2 separate regions of the Homo sapiens genome follow, and region 2 is linked to region 1. A link is a loop called in an ENCODE intact Hi-C map of the cell type or tissue named here. Cell type or tissue: heart right ventricle. All regions are shown on one strand.

Region 1 (8,000 bases):
ATGTTTTGATGGGCGAACAGATGGATGATGGGTAGATGGATGATGAGTGGGTGGACAGATGTTTGGATGGGTGGATGGATGATGGGTGGGTGGACAGATGTTTGGATGGGTGGATGGACGATGGGTGGATGGATGATGGGTGGGTGGACAGATGTTTGGATGGGTGGATAGAGGGATGGATCGGTAGATAGATGGACAGGGGGATGCGTGGACAGACGAATGAACGAACAAACTTTCTGAGTGGGAACCACTGTGGTAGGCTGGACCCTTGGCTCAAGATCTCAGGGAAGGGAGCAGCTCTTTGGGCTCCTCAAGCAGGCTGGGACACGCTGGCCGGAGCTGCCCCACCTCGACCGCCACTCCATTATCAGGCAAGCTCAGTTATGCAGTAGGCTCTCTTACCCTCTTGCTTTGTGGGCTCTGGGATAGCAAGAGACCCCCCTGAAATTCCCACCTAGAGAGGAGCCTACCTTCCATAGATGGCCAGGAAAGGAACTCTGGATTTTTTTTTTTTTTTTTTTTTTGAGACAGAGTCTTGCTCTGTCACCCAGGCTGCAGTGCAGTGGCCTGATCTCTGCTCACTGCAACCTCCGCCTCCCGGGTTCAAGCAATTCTCTGCCTCAGCCTCCCGAGTAGCTGGGATTACAGGCGCACACCACCATGCCTGGCTAATTTTTGTATTTTTAGTAGAGACAGGGTTTCACCATGTTGGCCAGGCTGGTCTTGAATTCCTGACCTCGTGATCCACCTGCCTCGGCCTCCCAAAGTGCTGGGATTACAGGCAGTGAGCCACTGAGCCCGGCCTCTGGATTTCTTTAAATCCTTCATCTTTGGGGGCTGCTTCAGAGGCAGCTTCCTGCAGTGGAAAGAAACCTTCCTGGACGTTTGAGGACTCAAGTTCTTTTTTTTGAGACAGTTTTTCTCTGTTGCCCAGGCTGGAGTGCAGTGGCATGATCTCGGCTCACTGCAACCTCCTCCTCCCGGGTTCAAGCGATTCTCCTGCCTCAGCCTCCTGAGCAGGTGGGATTATAGGCGCCTGCCACCACGCCCGGCTAATTTTTGTATTTTTAGTAAAGATGGAGTTTTGCCATGTTGGCCAGGCTGGTCTCAAACTCCTGACCTGAAGTGATCTGCCCACCTCAGCCTCCCACAGTGTTGGGATTACAGGCATGAGCCATGGTGCCCGGCCACGACTCAAGTTTCTGACCCCAAGCAGCCACTCCCTTGACTTCTGGCTACCATCTTGGCATCAGTTAAGTGCAGAGTAATAACTACTATTTTGGGCTGTGTTATTATTACTCTTGTTAAAGATCAATCGGCCAAGCACTTTAGGTTGAGAAGCCTGGGTATTACTGTCTCTGTTTTTTTGTTTTGTTTTGTTTTGTTTTTGAGATGGAGTCTTGTTCTGTCACCCAGGCTGCAGTGCAGTGGCACGATCTCGGCTCACTGCAACCTCCGCCTCCCAGGTTCAAGTGATTCTCCTGCCTCAGACTCCTGAGTAGCTGGGATTACAGGCATGTGCCACCACGCCCAGCTCATTTTTGTATTTTTAGTAGAGACAGGGTTTCACCATGTTGGTCAGGCTGCTCTTGAACTCCTGGCCTCGTGATCCACCCACCTTGGCCTTCTAAAGTGCTGGGATTACAGGCGTGAGCAACTGCGCCCGGCCTACTACTCTGTTTTACAGATGAACTTGAGGTTCAGAGAGGTCAAGTCATTTGCCTGAGGACACACAGCCCAACTCTGCCTTTTAACACTGACCAGGCAATGGAGTGGGAGTGATGAGAATGAAGTGGTGGCTCTTCTGGGACCAGAGGACAGTTCCAAAGTCCCAGGCAAGGGGAGTTCCATCTTCCAGTCCTGCCTCCTGGTTGTCAACTGCGCTGATAGGGGCCCGAGTAGGAGTTCTGAGGCTCCAGCCTCTCAGGCCCCACTTGCCCCACCCATTCTGCTTGCAGACCTCCCAGCTAACTGGAACCTGTGTCCACAGAATGCTGTCCAGTTTCAACGAGTGGTTTTGGCAGGACAGGTTCTGGTTACCACCCAATGTCACGTGGACAGAGCTAGAAGACCGGGATGGCCGTGTCTACCCCCACCCCCAGGACTTGTTGGCAGCCCTGCCCCTGGCGCTGGTCCTCCTGGCCATGCGCCTTGCCTTTGAGAGGTGAGTGTCTGCCCTGCCGCAATCCATTGCCCCCGCAGTCGCTCCAGTATGTGCTCGTGCCCTGTGTGCAATTTGCCATTGCAGCATGTCCCGAGTAGAAGCTGGCTTTGCACCAAAGCGCGTTCCCTGGCTCCAGCCTGCCCCCAGCCGCCACCACCCACACTTCTGGCCTCTGATGGCTGGTTTATAGGAACACTGACTGCAGCTGGTTTATAGGAACACTGCACTGCCTGCAGCCTGCAGCTGGGTATGCCAGCATCTTCATAAAACAGGGATGGGAGGCCGGGCACGGTGGCTCACGCCTGTAATCCCAGCACTTTGAGAGGCTGAGGCGGGTGGATCACTTGAGGTCAAGAGTTCGAGACCAGCCTGGCCAACATGGTGAAACCCTGTCTCTGCTAAAAATACAAAAATTAGCTGGGCGCAAACCTGTAATCCCAACTACTCAGGAGGCTGAGGCAGGAGAATCGCCTGAACCTGGGAGGTGGAGGTTGCAGTGAGCCAAGATTGTGCCGCTGCACTCCAGCCTCGGCAACAGAGCAAGACTCCATAAAAAAAAAAAAATGTGAGCTGGGGTGTTATCCCATCCCAAAGGCATCCCAGGGCCTCTGTGAAGGACAGTGGGGTGGGCGGAGGGTTTTCCAGTTTCAAACGCAGGGGTTTTAGCCCTTAAAAAAAATTTTTTTTTGAATCTAGGCCAGACGTGGTAGCTGATTCCTGTAATGTCAGCAATTTGGGAGGCTGAGGTGGGTGGATCACTTGAGTCCAGGAGTTCGAGACCAGACTGCGCAACATGGTGAAACCTCATCTCTATTAAAAAAAAAAAAATACAAAAATTAGGCTGGGTGCAGTGGCTCATGCCTGTAATCCCAGCACTTTGGGAGGCCAAGGTGGGCGGATCATGATGTCAGGAGTTCAAGACCAGCCCGACAAACGTGGTGAAACCCTGTCTCTACTAAAAGTACAAAAAATTAGTTGGGTGTGGTGGCACATGCCTGTAGTCCCAGCTACTCAGGAGGTTGAGGCAGGAGAATTGCTTGAACCCAGGAGACAGAGGTTGCAGTGAGCTGAGATCATGCCAGTGCACTCCAGCCTGGGCAACAAGAGCAAAACTCCATCTAAAAAAAAAAAGAACAAAAGCCTCATCCCCACCAGTAGCTGGGACTGTAGGCATGCCACCATGGCTGGCTAACTTTTTTTTTTTTTTGAGACAGAGTCTTGCTCTTTCACCTTGGCTGGAGTACAGTGGCACAATCTCAGTTCACTACAACCTCTGCCTCCCAGGTTCAAGCGACTCTCCTATCTCAGCCTCACAAGTAACTGGGATTACAGGCATGTGCCACCACACCTGACTAATTTTTGTATTTTTAATAGAAACGGGGTTTTGCCATGTTGGCCAGACTAGTCTCAAACTCCTGACGTCAGGTGATCCACCCACCTTGGCCTCCCAAAGTGCTGGGATTACAGGCAAGTGACACCACAACCCAGCTAAATTTTGTATTTTTAGTAGAGACAAGGTCTCACCATGTTGCCCAGGTTGGTCTTGAACTCCTGAGTTCAAGCAATCCTCCCGCCCTCCACCTCCAAAATGAGACTTTAAGAGGCAGGAGGCAGGAACAAAAACCAGAATCCTGAGTTCAAATTTCAGGTCTTTCACCTGCTCACAGTGTCACCTTGGGCATGTCTCTGAGCCTCAGTTTACCCATTAGGACAATAGGAACTGAGTTAGGGTTAGACGAGCCAATGTATCACATGGACTTGGCCCCATGCTTAGCAGATAATAAGCGCTCATTCTCTCCGCATCATGATTTATTCTGCAATGAGTTCCTTGCTAGGCTGCTCTGAGCCTTTCACCAAATGAGGCAGGATGTTAGGAGGGATGGTGGATATAAAATTCGGTCCCCACCTGTGGTGTTGGCGCGCCCTCTTGTGGGCAACGTGGCCATTGACCAGGGTCCCTGATCTCCAAGCCTCTACCCCGGAATGGGGGATGCTGGGAGGAGGGGCTTGGAGCGGGAACAGCCCCAGCCCCTGCCCATGGGGAGCCCCTAGACTGGCGGGGGGTCAGACCAGGACCCAGGCCACAGTGAGACAGGCAGTGAAGAGACTCTTGTCCCTGGTTTGGGATTGGGCAAAGGTACCTGGGTACCCCAAGAGTTGGTCTGCACACCCTCACCCTACAGACAAAGGTCCAGCTGCCTTTTTTTTTTTTTTTTTTTTTTGGGGAGACAGAGTCTTGTTGCTCTGTCACCCAGGCTTGAGTGCAGTGGTGCGATCTCGACTCACTGCCAGCTCCGCCTCCTGGGTTCACACCATTCTCCTGCCTCAGCTCAGCCTCCCAAATAGCTGGGGCTACAGGGGCCCGCCACCTCGCCCGGCTAATTTTTTGTATTTTCAGTAGATGCAATCCTGGCTCACTGCAACCTCCACCTCCAGGTTCAAGCAATTCACCTGCCTCAACCTCCCGAGTAGCTGGGATTACAGGTGCACGCCACCACACCCAGATGATTTTGTATTTTCAGTAGAGACAGTGTTTCACCATATTGGTCAGGCTGGTCTCGAACTTCTGACCTCACGTGATCCGCCCACCTCAGCCCCAAAGTTCTGGGATAACAGGCATGAGTCAGCTGCCTTTCTTATGTTTGGTCTAACGCAGCAGCCAGGCCACCCCTCCAGGGCCCCAGGGGATGAGGCCAGGAATAAGTGGAAAATCGAGTCCTGCCCCACGAGCCTTTCTGACTCTGGGCCTCCAAACCCTCTGATCAGATGGAAAAGAAAGACCAAGTCTTAGGCCGGGCGCGGTGGCTCACCGCTGGTAATCCCAGCCCTCTGGGAGGCCGAGGTGGGCAGATCACGAGGTCAGGAGATCGAGACCATCCTGGCTAACACAGTGAAACCCCGTCTCTACTAAAAAATACAAAAAATTAGCCGGGCGTAGTGGCGGGCGCCTGCAGTCCCAGCTACTCGGGAGGCTGAGGCAGGAGAATGGCGTGAACCCGGGAGGCGGAGCTTGCAGTGAGCCAAGATCGCGCCACTGCACTCCAGCCTGGGTGACAGTGCAATACTCTGTCTCAAAAAAAAAAAAAAAAAAAAGTCTTACACACCCTGCCATGTGCCAGCTGTGCTCTCTGAGCCTGTAACTTTGCCCCTCCGAGACTTGGTTATCCCACCGGCAGCATGTCTGCCCCCACACACAGGCAGTCCCATCTCTTCACCTGGGCTGATAGGCTCTGTCTCCTTTGCACCCAGATTCATTGGCCTGCCCCTGAGCCGGTGGCTGGGTGTGAGGGATCAGACCAGGAGGCAAGTGAAGCCCAACGCCACGCTGGAGAAACACTTCCTCACGGAAGGGCACAGGCCCAAGGAGGTGAGAGCCCCCCATGCCCTCCGACCCGCACTACTGCCCTGGGGGTGGGGCGTGGGGATGGTGTGTGGCCCATTTGTTGGGGCAGGAGAAGCCAAGGTGGCTGCAGGCACCCCTGCAATGCCCCTACTTTCCACTCTTCATCCTCAATTCCCTGGGAAAGGGCTCTACCCCCCAGCCTCCCTGGGAAACGACGCCCCACCCCTCCCAGCATCCCTGGGACATGGAGCCCCACCCTTCCAGCCTCCCTGGGAGATGAGGACCCCCCCCTTCCCAGCCTCCTTGGGAGATGGGGCCCCTCCCCTCCCAGCCTCCCTGAGCCTTAGTGGGCACAGTTGCACAATGGACAGATTCTAGGAGAGTGAGAGTAGTTGCTTGCTCTCCTATCCTGGGGAGGAATGGAAGGTCTGAGCTGATAGGGAATGGAGTAACAGAAGCAGCCCTGTGACCCTCCCTCCATTCCCGTCTCTGGTGTGGCTGCCCGCTGGACAGGGTCTGTGCTGTGGAGGCGTGGCTGCGTCCTGAGTGGGGTGGGGAATGGTGAAGACCACATACCCTAGAGGCGACAGGGCAGCTTCCGCAGAGCTAGACGTGACTCCCCCTTTACTTGTCAATTTCCCTCTTCAGGTAGGGCTTGGGGCTGGGGCAAGGTCTCAACTGCCTGTCTAGGTTGGAGGTGAGAACTGACCGTTCTGGAGGGACGCAGGGAAGCCTATCCGGGGGTAGGGGATGCTGCACGCCAGCATCTCTCTTAATCCCATCCCCGTCAGCGACCTGCCTGCCCTATGAACAGGATTTGCTTCTCTTAGGGCCCAAGTGTTCTGCAGGGCCCCACGCTGGGACCCCCAACACTGCCCCTCCATATAGACATGGTCACCCTGTAGGCAAGATGTGGGCCTGCAGTGGAGAGGGCAGAGCCAAGTCCTGTCTGGGGACATGGGGGAAGCCACCACAGGGCCTCTGTGACCCTTGTCCTCATCACCCCCTCCCCAGCCCCAGCTGTCTCTCCTGGCCGCCCAGTGTGGCCTCACGCTGCAGCAGACCCAGCGATGGTTCCGGAGACGCCGGAACCAGGATCGACCCCAGCTGACCAAGAAGTTCTGTGAGGCCAGGTAAGCCCAGGATGGGGCTTCTGGGGTGCAGGGAAGCGGGCCGGGGTGGGGCGGGGCGGGTGTCTGCTATTTTCACAGCTCCCTCCCCATCCACAGCTGGAGGTTTCTCTTCTACCTGTCCTCCTTCGTGGGCGGCCTCTCGGTCCTGTACCACGTGAGTATACCAGAGTATAGCTGACTGCTCACCTGCCCCATCCACCTGGCCTAGATCTGGCAGGAGTGGGGGTGTGGAGTGGTGCAGCCAGAGAGGAAAACATGCAGCTGAGGAGAGAGCGAGCTTTGCAAGATGGTGGTGAATGTTCACTCAACAGGTATTTGGATTTACTATGCACCAAAAGTTGGGGTTCTGCAGTGAATGAGCCCCCCAGTCGAGAGTGAGAAGCAGGAAAAAGCAGGGCTGGGTGAAGGTAGCATCTATGTGACTGTGGAAGGAGAACCAAAGAGACCGCAGACCCAGGGTGGGAGGTTGGATTCTCACCTCTGCACAGCCTGACACCCATTTCCCTGCAGGAGTCATGGCTGTGGGCACCAGTAATGTGCTGGGACAGGTACCCAAACCAGGTGAGTGGCAGAGTGTGTGTGAATGCTTGGAGGGTGAGGGCGATGATCACAGTTGCTGCAGCCATGGGCATGGGACCCGAACCCTGACACTACACTGTCATTCCCCACTGAGTCCCACGCTCTTTGATTCCTCTGGGGAATAGAGAGGGGCCAGAAAACCAAGCAGGAGCTTCCACCAAACCACTGCCCTTGATTACCTCCAGGGATGGGGAGCTCACTCATTGGGATTCAAGTATCCTGGTTTTGAGCAAACGGAGTGGGCCCGGAGCCATACCCCTGCCCGATTGGAGCCTTCGCTCCCCACAGCTAACCTTGTCCTGTCCTGCTGCAGACTCTGAAGCCATCCCTGTACTGGTGGTACCTCTTGGAGCTGGGTTTCTACCTCTCACTGCTAATCAGGCTGCCCTTTGATGTCAAGCGCAAGGTGAGGCCAAATAAGAGTCTGGAAGACCCAGTCTCTGGCCGGGATGCTGGGGTGCTGGGGGGTAGGGCAGCCTTACAACCGCACCTTGAGAGCTCCCTGGTGCCTCCTGCAGGAGATATAGAGGCCATGGGCCCAGAGGCCACACCAACCCCCTGAAAGGACCCACTTCTTGGCCCATAGGGTGGGGGACCTTCCAGCATCAAGCCTCGTCCCCACTATGACCCACCGTCTACTGCAGGATTTCAAGGAGCAGGTGATACACCACTTCGTGGCGGTCATCCTGATGACCTTCTCCTACAGTGCCAACCTGCTGCGCATTGGCTCTCTGGTGCTGCTGTTACACGATTCCTCTGACTACCTGCTGGAGGTGGGCCC
Region 2 (8,000 bases), 330 kb before region 1:
GTCACTGGACACCTCGAGCCTCAGTGTCCCTGGCTCTGAGGCCATCTCTTGTCTGAGGAGCATCTTAGGGTGGCAGGGAGGATGGGGGAATGTGTAGACGGTGAGAAGACTTCCCAGCTCCTCTTCCTCCCTGATTGTTCTGCCTGCCAGGTGCTCACCATCGCGGCCACGGAACCGGTCACCCTCCTGCACTCCAAGCCCCCCAAGCCCACGCAGGCCCGTGGAAAGCCTTTGCTCCTGAGCGCCCCTGGAGGACAGGAAGACCCCGCCCCTGAAATACCTAGCTCTGCCCCTGCTGCACCTAGCTCCGCACCCAGGACTCCTGACCCTGCCCCTGAGAAACCTTCTGAGTCGTCGGCTGGTCCCTCCACTGAAGAAGACTTTGCTGTGGACTTTGAGAAGATCTACAAGTACTTGTCCTCTGTCTCCCGAAGTGGCCGCAGCCCCGAGCTCTCAGCAGCTGGTGAGAAGGGTGAGGGAGGGGGCAGGAGCAGAGGGATCAAGGGTCCCTGGCAGCAGGCAGGGGTGTCCCCTTACCCCTCTCCTCCATCCATCACTAGAGTCCGCTGTGGTCCTCGACCTGCTCATGTCACTTCCAGAGGAGCTGCCACTCCTGCCCTGCACAGCCCTGGTTGAGCATATGACGGAGACGTACCTACGCCTGACAGCCCCCCAGCCCATTCCCGCTGGAGGGAGCCTGGGGCCTGCAGCAGAAGGGGATGGGGCTGGCTCCAAGGCACCAGAGGAGACCCCCCCAGCCACCGAGAAGGCCGAGCACAGCGAACTGAAATCGCCTTGGCAAGCAGCTGGGATCTGTCCCCTGAACCCGTTCCTGGTGCCCCTGGAGCTTCTGGGTCGGGCAGCCACCCCTGCCAGGTGAGGGGCATGGCGGGCAGGAGGCCACACCAGGCCCCCCGCCCTGCCCCTCGGTTCTGCTCGGCTGGCCCTGGCTCTTTCTGAGGATCCCGTCATGGGGGAAGGTCCTTGAGATGATGCTCAGCTGTGGGGCGGGCCTCTAAGATGCCCCATACTTTGGGGGTCTCAGAAATGGAACCCCCGTTGTACAGGGGTTGGGTGGGGGTTGCAGGACTCCACTCACAAGCCTCCTGATGTCAAGGACAGGCGGACAGGGCTGGCCTCCCCCAGTCCCCAAGCCCCACTGTGCCTTGTTGTCTGCTGGGGGGCCATAGCTGGCACTGCCCACCGTAAAGGCCCTCGCACATTTTCCCCCTTCCTGTACACCTCGGGGCCAGCATCCTCACCTTCTTCAACTGACCAGTCGTGGTTACTCCCTGCTGCCAGGTCCTTCCCCTTCCCGGGGGTATTCTGTGACCATGAATAAAGTTATCATTCTCTTTCTCTTTCACCTGTGACTTAAAGATGGAAGTGGGGGCCCTGAAGTGTCAGAGCTTGGGGGTCACAGGGCTGGGGGTGTGTGCCAGGGAGGAGAGCTGCCACCTGACTGGTGTGATGAGGCCTGGGGTGAGGAGCCCCTTGGTGACTGTGAAGCTGACAAGTGTGGATGGGGAGAGCCGGCAGGGCACCTTGGGGACAGGCGTCAGGGATGGGTTTCAGAGTAGGGCAAAATCACATCGCACAGGTGGAGGGGAGAAGGCAGCAGAGAGTGGGGGTGACCCGGTGGAAGGAGTTGAGCCCCAGGCTGGGCGGTTAGAGGAAGATAGATAGGGGTGGGCTGCCCCGAGTGGCAGGAGGCTAGTGGGAGTGGAGTGTCCCCTGGGGTGGCTTTGGGACCTCAAGGATCCCTAGAAGGCGGGGAGGGAGGGGTACTGGAGTCAGGGCTGACCCCAAACCCCTGGGGGTGCTGGGACCCCGCTTGAGGCCCCCTCCATCAGCTTCACCTGCCCTGTGGGTGTGGACCGAGGGTCGGGTCCTAGAGAGGGAAGCAGATGTCCTCCCACGGCACCGCGTCCCACGCCCAGCTAGTAATCCAAGTCGGTAAATTCTCCGTTCTCGGAGCCTGTGCATTCACCCAGCCTGCCTTTTATAGAAACGCTCATTCCTCCCCCCACACACTGCACACGGCTCCCCTGGGGTGCACATCTCTTGGGAGGGCCTTGGAGCACAGCCAGCCCACTCCGTCCGTGGTCACCGCCCCACCGCACCAGACCCACAAACGCTGCCAATGGTGGTGGGCAGGGGGAGGAGGCTTAGGCTGCAGGTACGGTCGGTCGTCGGAGCCTCCCTCCAGGGCTGGCAGAGGGTGCGCCTCCCAGTTCCCCACAGGGCTGAGTCTCTCTCACCACCCCCGGCGCCTCCCCAGATCAACAGAATTGTGTGTGGAGGGGAGGCAGCTGGGGGTTACACATCAGCCCCCCCCCCCAAAGCCGGTGAAAGGTGCTTGTGATCTTGGTGTCTTTGCAGCCCTGGGAAGCTTTAAAAACATGCAAAAGCCAGACCTGGGTTCCACTTCCAGCCCTACCAGACTCTAGCCATGTGACTGTGGGCAAGTCAGTCACTGGAGCTGCCTGGCCCTCGGTCTCCTGGCCTGTAGAATAGGGATGCTAACAGGGCCTGGCTCATTCTCACGATCCCGAAGAGGAGACAGGCTATAAACAGGAGGTGCCAACTCAGCACGCTACTTGGCATGCAGTAAGCGCTCAATAATAGCTTTTATTATCATGTTCGGCTCAGAGGCAGGGAGGAGTGGAACGGCATGGGAGGGCTGCGGGAGGCACGGCAGGGGGGTCAGGGGCAAGTGGCAGGAGGGCGGATGGGGGGCAGCGGTGGGCACCGGGGCAGGGCGCGCTGACCTGTCCTGGGGCCCGGGTTGGGGGCAGAAATGAGCCTGCCCACGCTGTCCCGCCACGGCAGGCGCCACGCATCCTCGACACAGCCGCCATGGCAGGCCTTCGGGCTCCGTCTCCGGGACAGGCGGTGCAGGGCAAATTGGTATGCAGCGTCCGCCCCGTGGGCCCGGGAGAGCCTGCCCCGCAGGGACCAGAGCCCAAGGACGGGCTCAACACTCAGTCAAGGTGGGGTTGACGACGGCCAGACAACAGGGGAGGGAGGAGGGACAAGGGGGTCCCCACTTCCAGGGACGCACAATAGCAGAGCCACTTACACGCTGGGGAGGGGGCGGTGCGGGGGTCCTCCTCCCGCCCGGGATTCAGAGTCGGGGGTGGGGGCCAGCCGGGCGGGTGAGATGCGCAGAGAGGAAGGGACAGGGCGGATAAAGGCACGAGGTGGGGCTCCGGCCAGGCCAGGAAGGGACATGGGAGGGGTCTCGAGGGGGAGGGGCTGGGCTTCTCCCAACTCCCTCCCCCTCTCCCCCGGGCTGGGGGCTCCGGGGCGGGATCCTGAGCGCAGTCCTGGCCCCGCGGCGCCCCCCGCCGGGCCGGCCCTCTGAGACCCCGGCGCAGGGCCGGCTAGGGGGCGCCGCGCCCCTCACACCAACGCGTAGTCGAACTGCCCGCGCTCGAGCGCCTCCTTGTGGTCGGTCCAGGACGAGGCGGGCATGCGGCTGTAGGGGTCGAGCAGGATGCGCACGCAGCGCACCATCAACAGCACCAGCACCACGAGCAGGCAGAGCACGAAGGCGAACACCGTGCGCTGCTCCGCGTCCAGGCCCGCGCCCACCGGGGGCCCCGTCGACGGCGGCAGGGGCTCCGGCGACAGCGTCCACGTCGCGCTCATGGCTCACATCGCCGCGCGCCCTGCGGAGGAGGGGACCCGCCCCGGGCGCCGGGGATGAGGCTGCGCCCTCCCTCCCGCGCCTCCTCCGCTTCGCCCCCTCCTGCCGCCGCCGCCGCCGCCTCCCTTAACGTGCCCGACCCCATCCCCCGCCCGCGCCTCGGTCCCCGGGCTACGCCCATGCCCGGCCCGCCGGATCGCCGCCACCACCACGCGGGGACCCAACTCTGGCCGTGCGCGCAGGTGGGGGCGCTGAGAGCCGGGAAACGGAGCCGCGCCCGGCCTGGGCCGCACACAACAGGTGCGAAAGCGCGGCCGCGGCCCGGGCGCGCGGCGTGGGGACGGTCCCCGCGGCCCCTGCCCCCGCTCCCTTTGTTCTCGGCGGCCTGGGACCCCCTCCCCCACCGCCCCCGCCCCGGCGCGCCCCTCACCCTGGCTTCGACCCGGACGGGGACCGACCGCCCGGCGGCCGCGCTCTCTCAGGGACCCGCGCCGGCTGCGCGTTCGGCCTCTCCCCGGCGGCGGCGGCGGCGGCCCGGGCTCCGGCTCAGCCCACCCCACCCGCCCCTGGAGCGGCGGAGACCGAGGCAGGCAAGCAGCGCGCGAGCCGGGCCGCCGCGGCTGTTCCTATGGCGACGGGGGCGGGGCCGCCGCGGGGGGCGGGGCTGCAGGGGGCGGAGGCTGCGCAGGGAGCGGCGCGCGAGCCAGCGACCCCGCCCGGGCCTGCGGGAGGACGGAACCCCAGCCCCGAGGACCCGCGAGCACCCACGACCTCGCCGGGGAGTGGGCAGCTGCCACTCCCACCTCCCCTGGCACTTCGGGCCCCCCAGCCTGCCCTGTGCCTGCATTCTCCTCCGCGATAGACCCCACTCGAGACTCCCTGTTTGTGGGGGGACCTCAGTGGCCCTAAAACACTCATATGGGCACTCAAGCTCCCCCGGCCCTGGGGACCTCAATTCTCAGAGAGCTCAGGCAGGTCACTGGGATGAGTAAGTCCCCCTAGTTTTGTCTGTCACTGGCCTCGTCTTCCAACTCAGGGTCCAGCCCTGGGCAAGGCGTCCACCCACTGCGGCTGCAGTTCCTCACTCGACCTTGACCGCCTCCCACAGCAGCCGCCTGCTCCCACCCCCACCATCGCCTCGGCCACTCCCGCGCCAGAGAAGACACTTCAGACTCCGTAGCTGCTCTTCTGCAATTCGGTGTTTTATTCTTTCCAAATCTCAGGCTTATGCACAAGATGGAAGAGCACTGTTAAAATTAAAAAATGGACCTAAAGTGGCTTGGCTGACGTGGCTAGCGGGCCACTGAGCCGCGGGTCCCGGGTCCCACCCTGCTGTGGGGGGAGTCCCTGGGCCCTGGGGCCTCTTGGCACTGTGTGACCTGTGTGCACCCCAGGTGACCAGGCGCCGGGACCCCTGCAGGGCAGAGCAACAGGGCAGGGGTTGGCCCTGCGGGGGAGTGTCTCCAGCTGCCGCGCACCCGCAACAGCCCGTTGTCCCCTCCCGGGCCAGCTGGTCTTGCAGCCGTCCTGGCAGAGCTGGGGGCAGAGCCCGCAGTCTTGTTCCCAGAGGTCTGGAGTTGCCGCAGGTGGTGTTGCGGTGCCTCTGTGCCTGATGACCCAGGCCGGGGCTACCTGGCTCCGGCACCACACTCAGAGAATCTGCTCGGTGCTGGAGGCCGAGATGTCCAGGAGCCGCCAGGCCGCGTAGGGGTTGAGCTCGTCCTGGTCTCGGCAGAGCGCCCACACGTACAGCATCCGCAGCACCTTGTCCTGCAGGGTGGGGTGGGAAGGGCACTGTTGAGAGGGTTGAGGTGACCCAGGCAGCTCTGGGGGGGGGCCAGGCTCTGTGGGGCAGGAGCCACCGGCAACTTCCCCAGGGGCTGGGAGCAGAGGCCAGCACAATTGCCTAGACTCAGGAACCACTCAGCCTTGGTAAAAACAGACAGGTCTGCTGGTCTCCGACCTCCCTCAACCCCAAACTCTGGCCCAGAGGTTTCTCCACATCCCCACCCAGTCCCAGAGCTTCAGGGCTCTGAGCTGGGGTCTCTGCCAGGTGGCCACACACAGATCTTGGGGACAGGCGGTGTCATGTGCCTGCCCCATCCCACTCCCTCACTCACCGGGTCACCCTCCACCACCTCGCCTTTGGGGTTCCTGACCACCATCACCAGCTGTGCCTGGAAGGTGATGATCAGCACCGGCCCCTGCTCCATCATCTTGCCCATGGCCAGCTGCAGAGGGGCCGAGAGGGGGGATGTGCCTCAGAGGACAGCCCGGCTGCTCCCCTGGAGGTGAAACCCCTGCGCCTAGGCCCTGCTAGGAGAAGGCTCCAGCACCAGGCCCAGCACCGGTCCCTCCCCGTGGGCCTTGCCTCTCAGGCCAGGACCAGGCCTCCCTCGAGACCCTCCCCTTGGACAAGCCCAAGACCTCTTGGATCAGCCCATGGCCCCCAGCCCCTGGCAAGGCCACCTCCTGGGCCTTGTCTGGGCCATAGTTCCCACCCCCGATGGTGGCCCGGGCCCCCACTGCGAGGTGCTTACGTCGACGTTGTCAATGTCTAGGATGCGAGAATGGAACTGGAGACCCAGTGCCTTGGCCTGCTGGATGGGGTGGGCCAGCTGGCTGTAAGTCTGCAATGAGAGGCCGACACGCCTGCGTGATGCCACCCAGGGTGGGCACCACGCCACACAGAGCTGCTGCCCACACACCCTGGCGCCCAGGTGCCCTGCCGCCAGCCAGCAATGGCAGAGGCCAAGAACCCAGGTCCAAGTGGGGAGGCAGGTGCCACCCACTTACTGGCCCAGATCACACGCTTCCCACTCCTGGGAACAACACTCTATCCAGATGACCCAATGAAAACAGGATTAATCAGCAAAGTGGGTGATTCTCTTGGAACAAAATCCCAAATCTACTCCCAGGGCTAAGCTGGCGGCCCCTTGGCTGATCTTTAATACTTCCATATTCGCCGCACTCTGAATCTTGGCCTGAGATCAAACGCCTCTTCTAGGATCTGTCCTCAGCCTGAGGCTGCCTCTGTCACTGACCAGCCCCCAGTGTCACCCTCAACCCCCTGCGCCTGTGCCAGGCACAGGAAGCAGCCCCCGAGACACGTTTTCGCTGGAGGTTTCTCTGGGCTTGGCATGAAACCATGAGAGAAAAGATGTTCTGATAGCATCTACTTTTTATGGAAATGACTGATCCGCGGAGGGGAGAGAAAAAAAAAACAGAGCCAATCCTACTTGTTCGGTTTCTTAAAGGTGACATTTTAAAAACACTTCTGTGGACGTGGCTGGAACTTCAGCTGTGTTTCCAGGGCACCAGCAGCTCCCTGGCAAAGCGAGTCAGCTGTGGCGTAATGGTCCCAAGGTAAAAACAAAACAAAAAACCAAAAAAAAAAAAAAAAAAAAAAAAATCCACATCGAAACTCATAAATGCCTGCTGGATTAGTCACCATGCAGGGGAGTATTTAAAAAGAAAATCTGACATCTTCTCCTCTGCTTTTTCCAAGTTGTTTATGAGCTGGGTGCAGAATAGAATTAGCCAAGAACGATTCTGGATCGCTTAATACGAAGAAGCCAGGGGAAAGAAACACACAGGTCGGGGAGCGAATAGGGTGAGATGAGGTGGCCTGAGGAGATGAGAGCTGGGAGCCCCACAGGGATGGACTCGGGCAGGGACAGGGAGGCTGCCAGGGATGGGGCAGACAGCTAGACCAGACCCCAGGTACGCGGTGCTGCTGGTGGCCCCCGAACCCCAAGCTTTGACTCTGAGAAGCAGCTGAGGCCTCATCAGGACACAGCTCCTTCCTGGTGTGGGAAGACTATCGATGTTTTGTTTGGATCTATGTTTCAGGATCATGTCGTGAGGACAGCTAGAGGCTCCCAGGGCCTGGGGAGGGGCACCCACTGCCGCAACCCCATCCGTGCCCCATAGGTGGCGGCCCCGGGTCACCGATGAAAGCTCCCCCAACTCTTCCAGGGGCTGTTTGGTTACCAGGGTTACCTCTGTGGGTTCCCTCTGGCCCGGGGCCAGCACTGCCCTGGTTTCTGTGATCACACTTCATTCTCACGACCCGTGGGAGGTGAGCACAGGGACTCTGCTCTGGCCTGGGAAGTGGGATGGGTGACACCTTCAAACCCCACTTGACTCCCAGCCCCCCCCCAGTCATGTGGGAGACCCACACTGTCCCTGACCCCCGGCCCCAGCCTGCACCCCAGGCCACTGCAGCCACCTGAAATAGGGCAGTCGGCCCCCAGACACCTCATTTTACTTCATGGCTGCAACCACCTCTCCTGGGACTCTCCTTCCCTAAATTATTATTTCTTTTTTTTTAAGACAGTCTCGCTCT

The links. Peaks named below come from ENCODE experiments on the same cell type or tissue, not always from the same donor. Only the 100,000 strongest peaks of a DNase experiment are listed, where the experiment ranks them.
Region 2: a loop joins it to region 1, with 6 times the contacts of the local background. A loop is called at or near these places in 3 of 110 quality-filtered maps.

What each region holds. Positions count from the first base shown.
Region 1 is chr19:8,249,086-8,257,085 of GRCh38, forward strand. CERS4 (ceramide synthase 4) reads left to right here. Exons shown (of 12, transcript NM_024552.3): 3 at 1,991-2,164; 4 at 5,414-5,531; 5 at 6,522-6,640; 6 at 6,737-6,794; 7 at 7,151-7,201; 8 at 7,533-7,625; 9 at 7,864-7,992. The coding sequence starts at 1,992. Among named protein-coding and RNA genes, the nearest start is that of CERS4, 44 kb to the left of the region's middle. In heart right ventricle, CTCF peaks have their summits at 2,324, 4,109 (motif pointing left) and 4,311; DNase peaks (open chromatin) are centred at 2,186 and 4,086; H3K27ac peaks cover 2,012 bases.
Region 2 is chr19:7,921,885-7,929,884 of GRCh38, forward strand. It overlaps SNAPC2 (small nuclear RNA activating complex polypeptide 2), which reads left to right. Exons shown (of 5, transcript NM_003083.4): 4 at 151-463; 5 at 561-1,366. The coding sequence ends at 880. CTXN1 (cortexin 1) reads right to left here and starts at 4,251. Exons shown (of 2, transcript NM_206833.4): 1 at 4,083-4,251; 2 at 2,607-3,674. The coding sequence starts at 3,654. The coding sequence ends at 3,406. It overlaps TIMM44 (translocase of inner mitochondrial membrane 44), which reads right to left. Exons shown (of 13, transcript NM_006351.4): 11 at 6,193-6,282; 12 at 5,773-5,883; 13 at 4,834-5,422. The coding sequence ends at 5,303. It overlaps LOC124904629 (a long non-coding RNA gene), which reads left to right and starts at 3,521. Exons shown (of 2, transcript XR_007067120.1): 1 at 3,521-3,952; 2 at 4,689-4,926. RefSeq lists enhancers at 1-284, 4,932-5,681 and silencers at 3,546-3,635, 4,166-4,435, 7,460-7,754. In heart right ventricle, CTCF peaks have their summits at 3,466 (motif pointing left), 3,668 and 7,579; DNase peaks (open chromatin) are centred at 3,465 and 4,307; H3K4me3 peaks cover 1,788 bases; H3K27ac peaks cover 2,045 bases.